Linked DNA regions of Mus musculus: region 1 is linked to region 2. The links are chromatin contacts, found by Hi-C or POLR2A ChIA-PET in ENCODE. All regions are on one chromosome and are shown on one strand. Each heading gives the region's core, a stretch centred on a gene start or an enhancer-like site at or near the end of the contact. The rest is flanking DNA. Distances are from core to core; before and after follow the strand shown.

Region 1 (7,045 bases), core at 2,363-4,862, 44 kb before region 2:
AACACGGAAGAAAAAAAATTTATGTATATCACTACATAGAAACGAGATATTTTTATTAAGTGGTTTAAGAAACATGGAAGAAAAAATTTTTTTCACTGTAAAACTTTTTTCACTTTGTGAAAAGTTATACAAAAACATAAAATGTTTTTATTTACAGTGTTTTGCTATTAAGTGTAAACTGTCAATTCCTAATGGAAAAGAACCATCAAAATATATGAAAATATTAAAACAAAAAACCATAGTGTCTGCACCAGCAAGTCCTCCAACCCCTTAATTGTAAAGATAAGAATCTGTAAGACACTTCACTGAGGCCACACATACTGTCTTAACCACTGGGACGTTTACTTAACATGGTTACATTTTCTCCAGCATCCCAGAAAGGACTGCAAATCTAGCTGTATCTACCAGTATTTCTGTCTCAAAAATTACAATATGACTACAACCCCTATGAAATGCCTAAAAAGTTATATACTCGTAAACTGCACTCTGGCCCCTAGGGCTGTTTCACTCCCAGTGGTGACTGTTTTAAAGCAACCTTCTGATGCAGAGCTATGTGGGAGTTGCTCAATGACAACTCAGCAGTTCAGAGCAGAGACAGACCATGCCTGAATGGCAGCAAGGGTTGACAGAGGGAGAATGGGCAGAGAAGCCCCGTCCACCCAATGCCTCTACGCCAAAAATCTAGAGCCCTGGGATCTGATGGTGAATGGCTCCTGCTTCACATGTGCCACCTGGTCTGCACTACCATCAGATGGCCATTTATCTCTCTAGTGAAACAGGTCTGATCTGCCCCCACACACACCATGTGTGTGTGTGTGTGTGTGTGTGTGTGTGTGTGTGTCAAACTTTACAAGAGTTCTAGAATTAACAACTAAATAATCAGTTGCAGTTCAATTTTCTAAGCTAAAATCAATAAATGAACAAAATCACAGGTAGCAGATAATAAAAGCTGAGTTTTTCTTCATCTAGTAAATCCTTTAGCAAGTAAAAGGCGGCTGGATATATACTCTTAAAAAAAGTTTTTTCCCTGCTTGAGTTCATTTTATAGTTTTTTCCATAAAAGTATTTAAAACCTGATAGGAACTGAAATGTAAAAATCTTAGAATTTTCTCATAGAAAATTCAGCCGGGCGTGGTGGTTGCACGCCTTTAATCCCAGCACTCGGGAGGCAGAGGCAGGCGGATTTCTGAGTTTGAGGCCAGCCTGGTCTACAAAGTGAGTTCCAGGACAGCCAGGGTTATACAGAGAAACCTGTCTCAAAAAAAAAGAAGAAAAATTACTTAGCAAATGCCAAAACATACACGGTCTTAGGAAAGAGATAAAAAAAAAGAGTATGCTATAACAATGTTCTCAGGGCTTCAACACACTGAAGAGCAGACAGAAACCAAGTCAGAAGCAAGAGTGTAAAAATAGATAAACATAAAAACCCTCAAAAGAGGAGTGGGCTGGGCATCACGAGAAAAGGCTTACATCAATGTGTTAGCCATCAACACTAAACCCATTACAACAAATGGCTAGCAGGGGGGTGGGTTTTCAAGCAAACTCAAGGACTGCAGACAGCACCTGGCAGGGTGAGAAGCAGGGATCTGGTTTCCAGCTCTGGGTCTGCCAAGAATCAGGTTTTCCGAACCACCACTCTTCTCAGACCTGCACTGCCCCATCCACAAGCAGGAAATGTCACCTGCTCTGCCCGCTTAACAGCTCTCACTAAATCTTACCGTCACTATAACTAAATCTCCTAACAGGTGCTGACTGACCTGACCTCTTCCTGAGTACTTCCAGTAAGGAGAATTTTTCCTTAGTTCTCCTCAAGACCATTGCTACATTCGGGACAGGTGATTCTTAGAAAGTACTTGCTGTGTAAAACCAAACTCAGAATCACAGAAATTCCCATCTCCTGATACTACATAGAAAAACAAAATACTGGAAAGGCCAAAGGGTAACATGAACTGTGAAGAAAGGAAAGCGCCCAGGACTCAGGGAGTGCTCTTCTAACCAGGGCATCCTGGGAAGGGCTCCGGAAGGTTCTGCTGGCTCTTGAAGATGGGAAGGGTCCTGAACCACAGGCCCCATGCCTGGATTCTGTTCTAAGGTCTTTGCTCAGGGGAAAATGGCAGTGAGCAGAGGTCAGGTTTCAGTTCTGGAAGCCACTGGTTTAGAACACAGCGAGGCAGTGGTGGGTCCCTAAAAGACCTGGGGTTTAGCTGGAACGGCATGGTGATGGGAAAATGAATATCTATCCTGCGGTCACCCTGATCTGTACTCAAGTCAGGACAGCCATTCTCTTGGAGGGCAGATAAAGACAGAAGTAGGAAAGGGAATGCCAAAATGGACCCTACTAAGAGACTAAAAAAACTCCAGAATGTAGGAGTCAAAATTGGAAATAGAGAGTCCAACTCAGAGGAAAGTAACATAGAAAGGAGAAATTCTACGAACATAGATTAAAAGGTTAATTTCTATCTATCTGGTAATGGTTAAAGAAACTTATGAGGCTCTAGTTTACCTATAAATGGAGTTTTGGAATCCCTCACTATAGAGCGCTCTACCTTTGGGCACAAGTCTCTGCATTCAAGGGCAACTTCCTTCATGCCAAAACACGTTTTTTTGTTTTTTTTTTTTTTTTAAGGGAGGGTGGCAACGCATAATCTCTAGACACTGTATCTGGCAAGAACCACAGGGTGTGCCGAGCTGAATTCGGGTGAGCATCTCTGGTTGGGTTGCTTCAACAATGGCTGATACTTCCAACAATGTGATGCTACTTCGAGAGAGACAAGTCTCCCAGCGGCTCTGTACTAAAAACTTTCTACTTGGGATGATGATTTCCAGTCTTTTCAGTATGGCCCATGTGATCAGCAGAAGGCAGAATCCAGAGCAAGCCTGTCGGTACCAGGGATCTAGAGGACCTCTGGGGAGCCCCGGTTGGGGCCCTCACTTTCCCTTCCCCCAAGCAGCCAGGCCAGGCCAGGCCGCGCCTAAGAAAGCCGTCTTGTCACCCTCCTCCCAGCGAGCGGAGCAGGGGCCGGCTCCCCTCCCCCAGCCTCTTCGGAAAGAGGGCGGCGCCGCCAGCGCGGGAGCCTGGTACCCGACTGCGGGCTCCGCGGCCTCAGCCCGCCCCATCCCCACCAGCCCGGGCTCTCACCTCGGCCCGGGCCGGCTCGAGGCCCTGCACCGCCGCGGGCTGCGGCTGCAGCTGCTGGGCGGGCGCCGGCGGCTCCTGGTTCCGATGGCTCAGGTCTTCCTCCGGGCCGGCGCGGACCCCGGCCGGGGCCCAGAGCAACTGAAGCAGCAAGAGCACGAGCAGCCTTCGCGTCGGCGCCCGGCCGCTCCCCCGGGCCGCGGCCGCCATCCCGCCCGCCCAGCCGGCACCGCGCTGCGGCAGGAAGAAGTGCAGGCGAAGGGAAGCGTCGAGCCCGGCGTGCCGGCAGGCGCCTCCGTCAGGCCTGGCTGCCGCTCAGGGGGCAGCCCTGCAGCACGCGGGACGCGGGGACCGGACCGGGACGGACCGGCGGCGGGAGCTCCGGAGCAGCTGGGCAGCAGAAGCCACACACTCCTCCAACTGCCTCCGCGGCCCAACTCCTCCGGCCCGCCCCCTGGCCAACACGACCTCCCATTGGCCCGACGTCAGCCCGGCGTCGTGACGTTTCCGGCAGGTTGAGGTGCGGCTCGCTCACTGGTCCTATTGGACCCGGCGCGCCGGGCCAGGTAGCTGGAGCTGCTTGATGGACTCTCCCTGCGTCCTCTCGGGTCCCACCAGAGACCCCCTTATTGGCCCTGGAGAGGTCAGGCTGCCAGGCTCCTACCAGTACTTCCTCAAGAGCCTTAGGTCTTTAAGGCCTAAGCCGCCGCCACCTCCACTTCTATTAAATGTCAAGTGAGTCCCAGCCCCGCTACCTACGTGGCAGGAACTGCCACACCTTTAAGTTACGATCCACCCACCCTCACCACGTCCCTGGACCGCCTACACAGAATGTTCTTTGGGGGTCCATATGCTGGGGTTTTTTGAAGGTTCTGAAGTAAGATTCGGAAGTAAAAGATGAGAACGTCCAAGCTTGATTTTAAAACATTGTTGAATAGCCGCAGACCAAAAGTCATCACTGCCCTGGCTCAGGATGCCTTATCCTGAAATAGGATATCCTGAAAAGGTTTGGAGTTGAGTGGTTAGGGTTTCTGTGGGATGGAGGCCTTGAGTAGGCAAAAGTAGAAGACAGGAAAGAATGGTTAGTTAGGCGTTAGACTAGGGCTGGATTTTTTTTTTTTTTTCTAAAGAAAAGCTGAGATACCGTACGCGCGCGCGCACACACACACACACACACACACACACACACCACAAATTGCTAACCATGTGCCAGGCACTAATCTAAATCCTACTCCTGTTTCACAAGCCATTCTTGCAACCTCTCCTTAGCCTACTCAGCATTGCTCCTTACAGAACCCTTCAAGCTATAGCTTATTTATGCTCCCAGTATTGTGAGATAACCAAGATGCTTCCTACACATAGTTTGGGGTGCAGTTGTTGTACCTCCAAGTTCATTCCTGGAGTGTAAATGTCCTGAGCCCTCAGAATACAACATGACAGGGATCAGAAGTCTAGACTCCTTCAGCCACCTCCTTTTTCTGCAAAGATTTGCCTTGCTCAAAAGGGCCTGCAGAGGAGATAGGAGTGTCAAGTGGAGAGAATAAAAGAAGCAGCCCAGTAGATGGAGGCAGAAGAGTTAGGTGTCACGGATCCTTGAGTTCTGCTAGGGACCAGGTTTATTATTTTTTTTCCTGGCGTTCTCTAGTCTATGATCATCTCAGAGAAAGGCCTCCTGGCTAAATTCTAGTTACCCCACATAAAGCAAAGAAAAAGCAAATGGCTCAAGGGCTACAGCTGCAGGAGACTGAGATGCTGATTGCAATGTTCCAGTGGCTCTGGAGCAAGACAGGAAATCTGTTCAACAGAAGATGTTAGGCAATGGGGCTCTAAAGCTCTGTCCCCAGAAGGGAGCTGGCATGGCAGTGTTACAGGAGCAGAGTCTGAAGAGAGTGTGGTTTTCGCAGCGCCTCCATGTTGCCCACCTCCCTGGCCTCACTGGGGCTCTGCCAAGTGAACTCCAGGCATCAGATTCCAAAGTGAGTAACTCTTTGTGTTCCACACAGGGCTCCATCTCCTGAGGCTGTGCTTGGCTCCAAATCAAAGCTAGAGCTAGCTTTAACTTAGACCTCGAGGACTCGGAACCTTTATCCTTCTAGTCTTGAATAGTGACAAGCTCTCTTTGAAAAAGAAAAAAATCAAACAAAACCAAAAGGAAAAAAAATAGGTTAAATTTCTTTTTAATTGTGTGTTTTGAAGTGCCCAGGAGTGACTTTAGACCTTGTGCCTATCAGGAAAGTTCTCTGCTACTGGGCTACGGCTACAGCCCTATTGGCATCCTTTGTTGAAAAACAACAGAAGCTGTTTACATGATCCATAACTACTAAGGGTCTAGGAGACCTAGAAATTCCAATTAAGCTTTCTGGCATTGTCCTACGTAAACAAGTGTCACTGAAGTATAAGCACTAGCAATCATCTTACAGTAAGAACTACTACTGCATGGGTATTGCAGTGTGTGTGTGGTATGTGGGCTGGGGATGAAACCAAGGACTAAGTATGTGCTAAGCAGAAATTCTGTCACAGGGCCACCCCTATCAACCTTTTAAGGTGTTTTTTTTTTATACCTGTATTGTGTTTATTTCCCATTAGTGTAACAAAGACCAGAGATAACTTATAAAGGATCAGTTTGTGTTTGCTCACAGTGTTGGAAATTTCAGACCATACTCCATTGATCCTGTTGTCTGGGGACTTGTGGTGAGGCAGCACAAGATGGTGGAGCACATGGGATAAGAAAATGGCTCACAGCCAGGTGTGGTGGCACATGCCTTTAATCCCAGCACTTGGGAGGCAGAGGCAGGTGGATTTCTGAGTTTGAGACCAGTCTGGTCTATAGAGTGAGTTCCAGGACAGCCAGGACTACACAGAGAAACCCTGTCTCGAAAAACAATAAATAAATGAATAAATAAATAAATATTTTAAAAAAGGAAAATGGCTCACCTCATAGCTGGAAATTTAAAAAAAAAAAGGCTAGAGTTTTATCACTTTAGAAAATATTTTTGTTGTTTTTACTCAGGAGTCAGAGGCAGGCAGATTTCTGAGTTAGAGGCCAGCCTGGTCTACAAAGTGATTTCCAGGACAGCCAGGGCTATACAGAGAAACCCTGTCTCGAAAAACCAAAATAAATAAATAAATAAATAAATAAATAAATAAATAAATACAATGTAACTTAATAATTTCTCTGTCCACTCCCTCTAGTTTCCTCCCAACACACCTACCTCAAAATATCGTTTTTTCTCTTAAATATAATCCACTGAGTCCAGTTAGTGTTGCCTGTATGCATATGGATAAGAAGCCGTCTGCTGAGGCATGGGCAGCACACCAGTAGCCATGTGTACATGACAAACCTATGGCCAATATCATGCTAATGGTAAAAATCTAAAGTTTTCCCATGAAAACCAGAACAAGACAAGGCTGCCCACTCTCTCCACCCCTAGTCAACATAGTGCTTGAAGTTTAAGTTAGAGCTATAAGGCAAGAGAAAGAAACAAGTGGGAGCGGGGTCAGGGTGTGTGTTTGTAGAAAATATGATTCTGTACATAAGAGATCCTAAAGACACTCTCTTCTCTCTCTCTCTCTCTCTCTCTCTCTCTCTCTCTCTCTCTCTCTCTCTCTCTCTCTTTCACACACACACACACACACATACACACACACACCTAGGAGTAAACCGAATGAAGGAAATGAAAGACCTCTACAATGAGAACTTTGAAGACACTGAAGAAATGAATTAAGGAAGACACTAGATGATAGAAAGACCCTTCCCACGCTACCCCCTCTGAGAGCATGTTCCCAGTCAGAGACCTCTCTGTAGGCCACAGCTCTTAAAGTTTCTAGTCCCTCCCAACATCACTAAGTTGGGCAGCACTCAGATCCAAGTGTATAGCATACCTCTTAATGGCCCTCAAGGCTTTCCTA
Region 2 (6,913 bases), core at 2,111-4,610:
AATGTCATCTTCACAACAATACCATAGTTTGCTTTCTTCTCGTGGCACATGGAAAACTACTGGTTTCTTATCCAAGGGCACAGCAGTGGCTACAGTTGGCTCTAGGTGCAGCTAGAATGACTGGTGTTTACATCACACTGTTGCTCCCTTGCCTTCAGACGAGGCTTGCCTGAGCGTCTTTTCCTAGCCCTGCATCACACACAGCCAATTTATGTGAAACCTACAGGCAGGTGAATCAGTTGTTTCAAATGAACTGCTAAGCTATGCCTTACATACGGCGCTACTTCTCCCACGCCAGCTTTACTTTAAACACACATCACTGTTTTTCAGTCTCACATTCTGTTCTGCTGTCTGAACGTCTTAACACAGGAAACACTTTCTGGTCTTTATAGGAGGTCCTATGTCTTGCTTTGTCTTACTTGTCTTTTTTTTTTTTTCCGGAGACAGGGTTTCTCTGTGTAGCCCTGGCTGTCCTGGAACTCACTTTGTAGACCAGGCTGGCCTCAAACTCAGAAATCCGCCTGCCTCTGCCTTCCAAGTGCTGGGATTAAAGGCGTGCGCCATCACAGCCCGGCCTTGCTTGTCTTTATAAAGACTTAAAATGCACATCTCAAATCCTCACTGCCTTCTGGCTAAGACATGCTCCTCCTTCTGTTCCTCCGTTTTCCTCCTTCTGTAACTTGCTTCCTAGAAATGCCGTTTTCCAAGTCCTGAGAGTAGGACACAGCTATCTTTATGACTATACATGGTGTGGGTACTCCTTTGACCAACAACTACTTGGGTGTTTGTTATGGGCTATGGCTGAACGCAGGGAGGAAAAAGGACTCTTGGCAGATGCAGAATTATCATTTTAAGTAAGGCAGGTATGGAAGGCCTTACTGAAGATACTGTATCTGAGCTTTTACCATGAGCCCGGTGAGGGGGACAAGCAAACACCCTGAAAACTTAGACAAACAAGCAAGCCAACAATAGATCCCATGCTGGAGAATAGGAAACAACATTCCAGGAACTGACTTAGGTTTTATTCTTGCTTCCTTAGGAGAAATAATTACCAGCGAAAGGACCTAAATACTACCCTATGTGCAGAAACGGGGTTCTGCGCTGCCTGTTTGTAAGTGTGGAAGTCACCAACTTAATTTTTATTTTCATTCCTGGCGATGTCATTACATTTTGCAAAAGGAGAAACTATTCAAAAATGTTTAAGTCGGAAGCACTTTAGCTAAGGTTACCAAATACTATAAAATCTGGATTAGCCGAGATGTTACAAAGTGTCTCCCGCCAGGGTAATCCACTGCCATTGGACTTTTCAGACAGGACTCAGGTCTGCAAGGTGGAAGAGCTTGCCTGGCACCCTGGAGGTCAGGAGTTCGGCATCTTACACCGACAGGCAGGCTGCAAGGGCTAGCCGCCACACTCACTGTACAACCAGCCTGAATTTGTGAACACATGGATGAAAATGTTGAAGATGGCAGGTCCCTCCCAGGTCTGTCATGAGGATCAAGGGGAGAAAGGCTTTCAAGTCCTTAGCATGTGACATACGAGCAACTCCGCTGTGGTAGTGCTCTCTAACTCAATTATTATAATTTCCCCATTATGAATGTGCTAAGCACAATGCCATGGGAGGTCCTCTGGAAATAGGGAAATGAAAACTTGTCAACTCCAGTTATCCCCTTTTCATATAAAAGGGGGGGGGGGGGCAGCCATTACAAAGGACAATGTTTTGATGCAAATATTCCCGTTTTGGTTGTTTTGTTTTGTTTTTAAACCTTTGTCTCAATTAAAAATGCCTTTCCTTATAGGCCTGGATTTGTTGGACCTTCTCCAGTATTGAAGGAAAAACAAACAAACAAAAACCAACTCAATTTAGGGAAAAACAATAGGCCCTGTCACCTCGGAGCACCTGAACACCTTGGGAAGTTCTGCTCTGAGTTCTGGAAGAAGGAAAGAATAATTATTTCACAATACTGTTAAGAATTAGAAGAAGCCCAGAGTACCAAGTGTTACCGGGATGAATACAGGGAAGGCCCACCTCTTTCTTGGCTGTCACACAAAGGCAGACTTGAGTGTAGCAGCTGAGGAGTCCCATCCAGAGAGACTGAGTATAAGTGATTTTTAAGTGTGCTTTGAACTCTGGGGACACTAGAACCTCTCTCAAAAGTCAGAAAATAAATTGCTATATAGCATAAGGGATATAGGCCAATCAAACCCGAGGATAAGAGGACGGTAGGATGGTCTTAAAATTGGGCCTCTAAGGAAGAGTTCTTCCGGGTCTTAATCTCTTTACCATTCATTCTTCACAATGACATGGTACTCTGCTCTCACACTAACCCCCTGAAAGACCCCCTCCAACAGTCAGGACATAGCTGGGGCCAGTTGATAGCCCCACCGCCATCTGCAGAGGTGGGCAACGGCTACAGATTTCTAAAGCAATCTAGATGAATCCGTCAGAACCCATCACATTCCTTCCAATTCAATTCTAAATGCAAATGCGTGATGAATTTCATAAAAAAAAATGACACAGCTTTATTATCTAGAATACTGTGTTAAGATGACTTCTCCATCTACATACTGAATTCATCGTGGAGTTAAAAAAAAAAAAAAAAGAAAGAAAGAAAGAAAAGGAAAGGAAAGCCATGTGGCGGGTCTCACATATTCTCAGCGGAGTCCATATGTACCCCGGAAGATTTTAGTATTTCACAACTTGGTTACTGAGCCTTCCGGGATGGGTTGGGGCAGGGCATACTGGGCTAGTTTGCCAGAGCACCTGTGGAGATGCAGGTTAGTGATGTCTGCACAGCCCCAGGGGAGCACACTCTGGACTTCTTTCTTGACTGTGACAGATCGGGCTGAGAACTGCGGAAATCGAGGAAGAACTTGCCTCCAAGTCCATGAATTTCCACGACCTCAAGTTCTGGGGAGGGGAAGCGGAAAACTGGGGGTAAAGAAGTCAGGGCGGCTCCCTGGGGGCCGGGCCAACTTGAGATGCTCTGTCATTTCCGGGGACGGCTCGGGGACAGCCCCTGGCTCACGTGCCTGCGCCGCCTCTGTTGCCCCCTGCCGGGCGCGCCCCGCCACCGACGTTACCTCTTGGGGACATCGAAGGCCCTGCAGACGGCGGGGCGCCGCGAGCCGGACTGCTTGGTCTTCCCGTAGCGGAGCAGGTCCTGGAAGAGCGCGCAGCTCGGCAGCAGCCTGGCGGGCGCCAGCTGCAGCAGCAGCGCGAACAGGAAGGCGGCGGCCAGCGCCAGCCACAGCGTCCGCAGGGGGTTCAGGGCCGAGAGCTCAAACCCGGCCCACCCAGCCATAGCCCGGGAGCCGGCTACAGATGCGCGCCGCCGCGCCGCCCTCCTTCTCTCACCCCCTCCCTCCCTCCCGCCTCGGCGGCGCGCTTGGCGGTGACGCGGCTCCTGGGCGGGACGCGCGGCCCCGCCCCTGGCTAGGCGCTCAGGAGCTGGGTTGTGCTCCTGCTCACCTGGTTTGAGCAGGCTGCGCTTTAGACTTGTACTGCCTCTAATCTAATTCCGAGATGCAACTCCAACTTGAAGTTCTGCAGGAGCATGCGAGACCACGTGCTACAGTCCAAGTCTTGTAGAGATACGTTACACCTATTTATTAAGTGGAGTGGAGCTATGCCAAGAGGTGTGGGTGGGAGCCCAAGACAGCTTGGGGGGAATTGGTTCTCTCCTTCCACCATGTGGCGCTTCGGGGATCCTATTCTAGAGGTCAGGTTCTCACCAGCCTGTGTAAGTTTCTATAAACTTTGACTGCGGGATTACTGCTGCGAAAAAGTGTGAAGAGAAATTTTGGTTGAAGTACAGGCTGAATTCTTGGCTGGGTCCCTAGAGGGGGCCCCCAGGAGTCAAGATGCGAAGGATCTTAATACCACGCTGGTCTACCAGAAGCACCAGATTCATTAGCATACTCCAGATGGGGATCGCTGTAAATTCAGGGATGACCTCTGGAAAGACCTCGGTGAGGGAATTCTACACTTTGTCAACTGTAGGCTGGAGCTGCTCCGGCAAACTCTGGATTTTGGAGTGGAAAAGCAGAGTAATGCCCTCAATGGACCTACGTTTTTCACCCATCTGCTCCATGGACAAAGTGTTTAACTAGCTGTGTCTGCTGCCTTTATGGCTAGGAATGAAAAGATTTGGAAGACCTTTATGCACTCATTGGCTCGAGTCCATGGGGCAGTGGGGGTGAGGGGGAAGGCAAGGTATGAGACAGCAAATCTCCAAAAACCTCCCTCCACGGATCTGGCTCAGATGCTGTCTTTCAGGCATCAGTGGAAAACACCATCACGTGTTAGATGAAGGCCTGGTTCCCTGTTGACAGCTGCTTAGTGGTATTTCAGGCTATCGGGTCCTTGAGTAATGCAGGCTACTCAGAAAGGAGGAAGCAAATGGGATCCAATTGTGTACCCCTATAATACAAGTCTTTATCACAGCCTTGCTTTCAACAGAAAAATGACTACACCCCTAAATCTGCCTTGATGCGTTTAGCCAAATTATGGTACACTCCCATTTTCTCTCTTAAAAAAAAAAAAGAAAAGATTACAGAGTGGGGGAAAAAAAGAATACTTTTATTTATAGATTGTATGTGTGTGTGTATGTGTGACTGGCCCATCCATGTCAATAATCATTAATAATATAGTTAAGCTTCCTCTCCTCAGTTATATAACTCTGGCCTGTGTCAAGTTGACAAAACTAACAAAAGCAACCAGGACATTCGAGTTCCTGCTCCAGCCTCCTGCTATCGTGCCTCCCCTGACAACACGGGCCCTTCCTCTGGAACTGTGAGCCAACACGTTCTTCTGTAAGTTGTTCTTGATCATTGTTTTGTATCACAGCAACAACAAAAAGATATTGTTACTAATACAGAGTCTCAGCAAGAGCAGTATTTATCTTAGCAATTGAGCCATCTCCCCGCCTCCCACTAACACCGTATCAGCAGAATGCCATGTGGCTGTTGGTAGGTAACTATGGAGACTGAGCACACAGAAAGCAGTCAATGAAACCGTTGTGTGACAACGCTTTCCCCGGGGAGACATACACACATCTACTGACCCCAGATAGGAAGCTCCTGATGGACACACACTGATGCCACCACAGTCTGAGTCCGTGAACTAAGAAGTTTTCTGGGGTTGTTAGGCTGGAAACCCTGCTCATCCCCTGCCCAAGCTAGGAAACAGGTCTGCCTTCCTCCCCCTGAGCCCACTCACATGGAGGAAACTCCAAACTCTCATGTCATCCCTCCTCTGAGAGGACCCCAATCACTCCATTTTAGAACAGGCAGCCATGTTAGGCCTTAAGCCTCAGTTTCCCAAGGAAGCAGGCAAGGCTTCTCAGAAAAACCCCAGACAATGGGCCACCAATCAGCAACTGCCCTGACATCCGGCTAAGGGAGACAGTCAGCCCCAGGACTGAGACAGTTCCTGGAATTTATCTAAGGCCTGACAAAAGTGGCAAAACAAATACAGCAACCAATAAAAAAGGTAACTGCTGCTTACCTAGCCAATCATATTTAAAATGACCTAACCATCCCTAGAATTATCCTATCTGCACTTAGAAGAAGCTTGCATGCTCTCCCCGGGGGTCTCCATTGTGTATAATGGCTGATCAATGAATGCTGTTTGTTTCCAAAGAATAAACACTCTTTGCTTTTTCATACTACTTAACTTTGGGGGTTTTCCTTTAGCAACTCTTGGACCCTTACACTTCATATTCCTGTTTCCAGCACCCCACTCAAGAATGCCTGCCCAGGGGCTCACTTTTTGACCATGTGTGATGGTTTATATGTGCTAGGCCTAGGGAGTAGCACTATTAGAAGGTGTGGCCCTATTAGAGTAGGTGTGTCACTATGGGTGTGGGCTTTAATACCCATGACCTAGCTGCCTGGAAGCCAGTATCCGCTAGCAGCCTTCAGGTAAAGATGTAGAACTTTCAGCTCCTCCATGCCTTTCTGAATGCTGCCATGCTCCTGCCTGGATGAAAATGGGCTGAACCTCTGAACCTGAAAGCCAGCCCCAATTAAATGTTGTCCTTTATAAGACTTGCCTTGGTCATAGTGTCTGTTTACAGCCGTAAAACCTTAAATGAGCCATCATGTATGGACACAATCCCAGCTCCTAGCTGACACACCATTACTCCTCACCTAAGCCCTATAAAACCCTCTGGCTTTAGTCTGAGTGATATGTGACAGGTGATATCTCCACCTGTGAGATCGGTGAGCCCACCTGAATGCTGCCTCCTAATAAACCTGCCTTTAACTACTTTCATCTGATCTAATCTGGCCTATATCTGAATCACGGAGAGAGAAAAACACCTATCAGTTACTTACAGAAATATGGGTTTCAGAGGTTCAGTCTATTATCATCATGGTAGGAAGCATGGCAGCATCCAGGCAGACACTGTGCTGGAGAGGGAGCTGAGAGTTCTACGTCTTGATCTGAAGGCAGCAGAAAGAGAACCTGTGCACTACACTGGGAGTGGCTTGAGTGTAAGAGACCTCAAAGGTCACCCCCACAGTGACTCATTACCTCCAAAAAGGCCACACCTCCTAATAGTGCCACTCCCTATGGACCAAGCATACAAACACGTAAATCTATGGAAGCTATACCTATTTAAACCACCACAATGGGTAAGGGGCTACTCATGAGATCAAAAAAAAAAAAAAAAAAAAAAGACTCAAAGACAGCTGCATCACCAAAGTACACTCCAGCATAGGGGCAGCTCACGCAGCTGTGAGCTTGAACTTGGAGCACACTGAAGAGCCTGCAGGCAGCTCCACACGTTGGAGAGTGTCCAAAGGCCTTAACAGTTTCTAAACCTTTTGTAGGGGGCTGTGATGGTTTCTTCGTCTTCCATGCAGCTGCTGCCAGGGTTATCTTTGCAGTTCTTCTTCTCAGAGAGTC

Evidence for each region. A loop is a pair of places that touch in the nucleus more often than their neighbours do. ChIA-PET counts read pairs that join two places held with the same protein, here RNA polymerase II (POLR2A).
Region 1: a map of left cerebral cortex shows a loop between it and region 2 (4-fold over the local background). The contact joins the promoter of Tmem165 here to the promoter of Srd5a3 in region 2. A Hi-C loop is called at or near these places in 15 of 37 maps with a recorded cell type or tissue (T-helper 1 cell, T-helper 17 cell, gastrocnemius and 3 more). POLR2A ChIA-PET finds 5 or more read pairs at or near these places in 4 of 5 experiments (Patski and embryonic stem cell).

Annotation. Positions count from the first base shown.
Region 1 is chr5:76,180,447-76,187,491 of GRCm38, reverse strand. Tmem165 (transmembrane protein 165) reads right to left here and starts at 3,612. Exons shown (of 6, transcript NM_011626.2): 1 at 3,140-3,612. The coding sequence starts at 3,346.
Region 2 is chr5:76,136,720-76,143,632 of GRCm38, reverse strand. Srd5a3 (steroid 5 alpha-reductase 3) reads right to left here and starts at 3,360. Exons shown (of 6, transcript NM_020611.4): 1 at 3,085-3,360. The coding sequence starts at 3,305.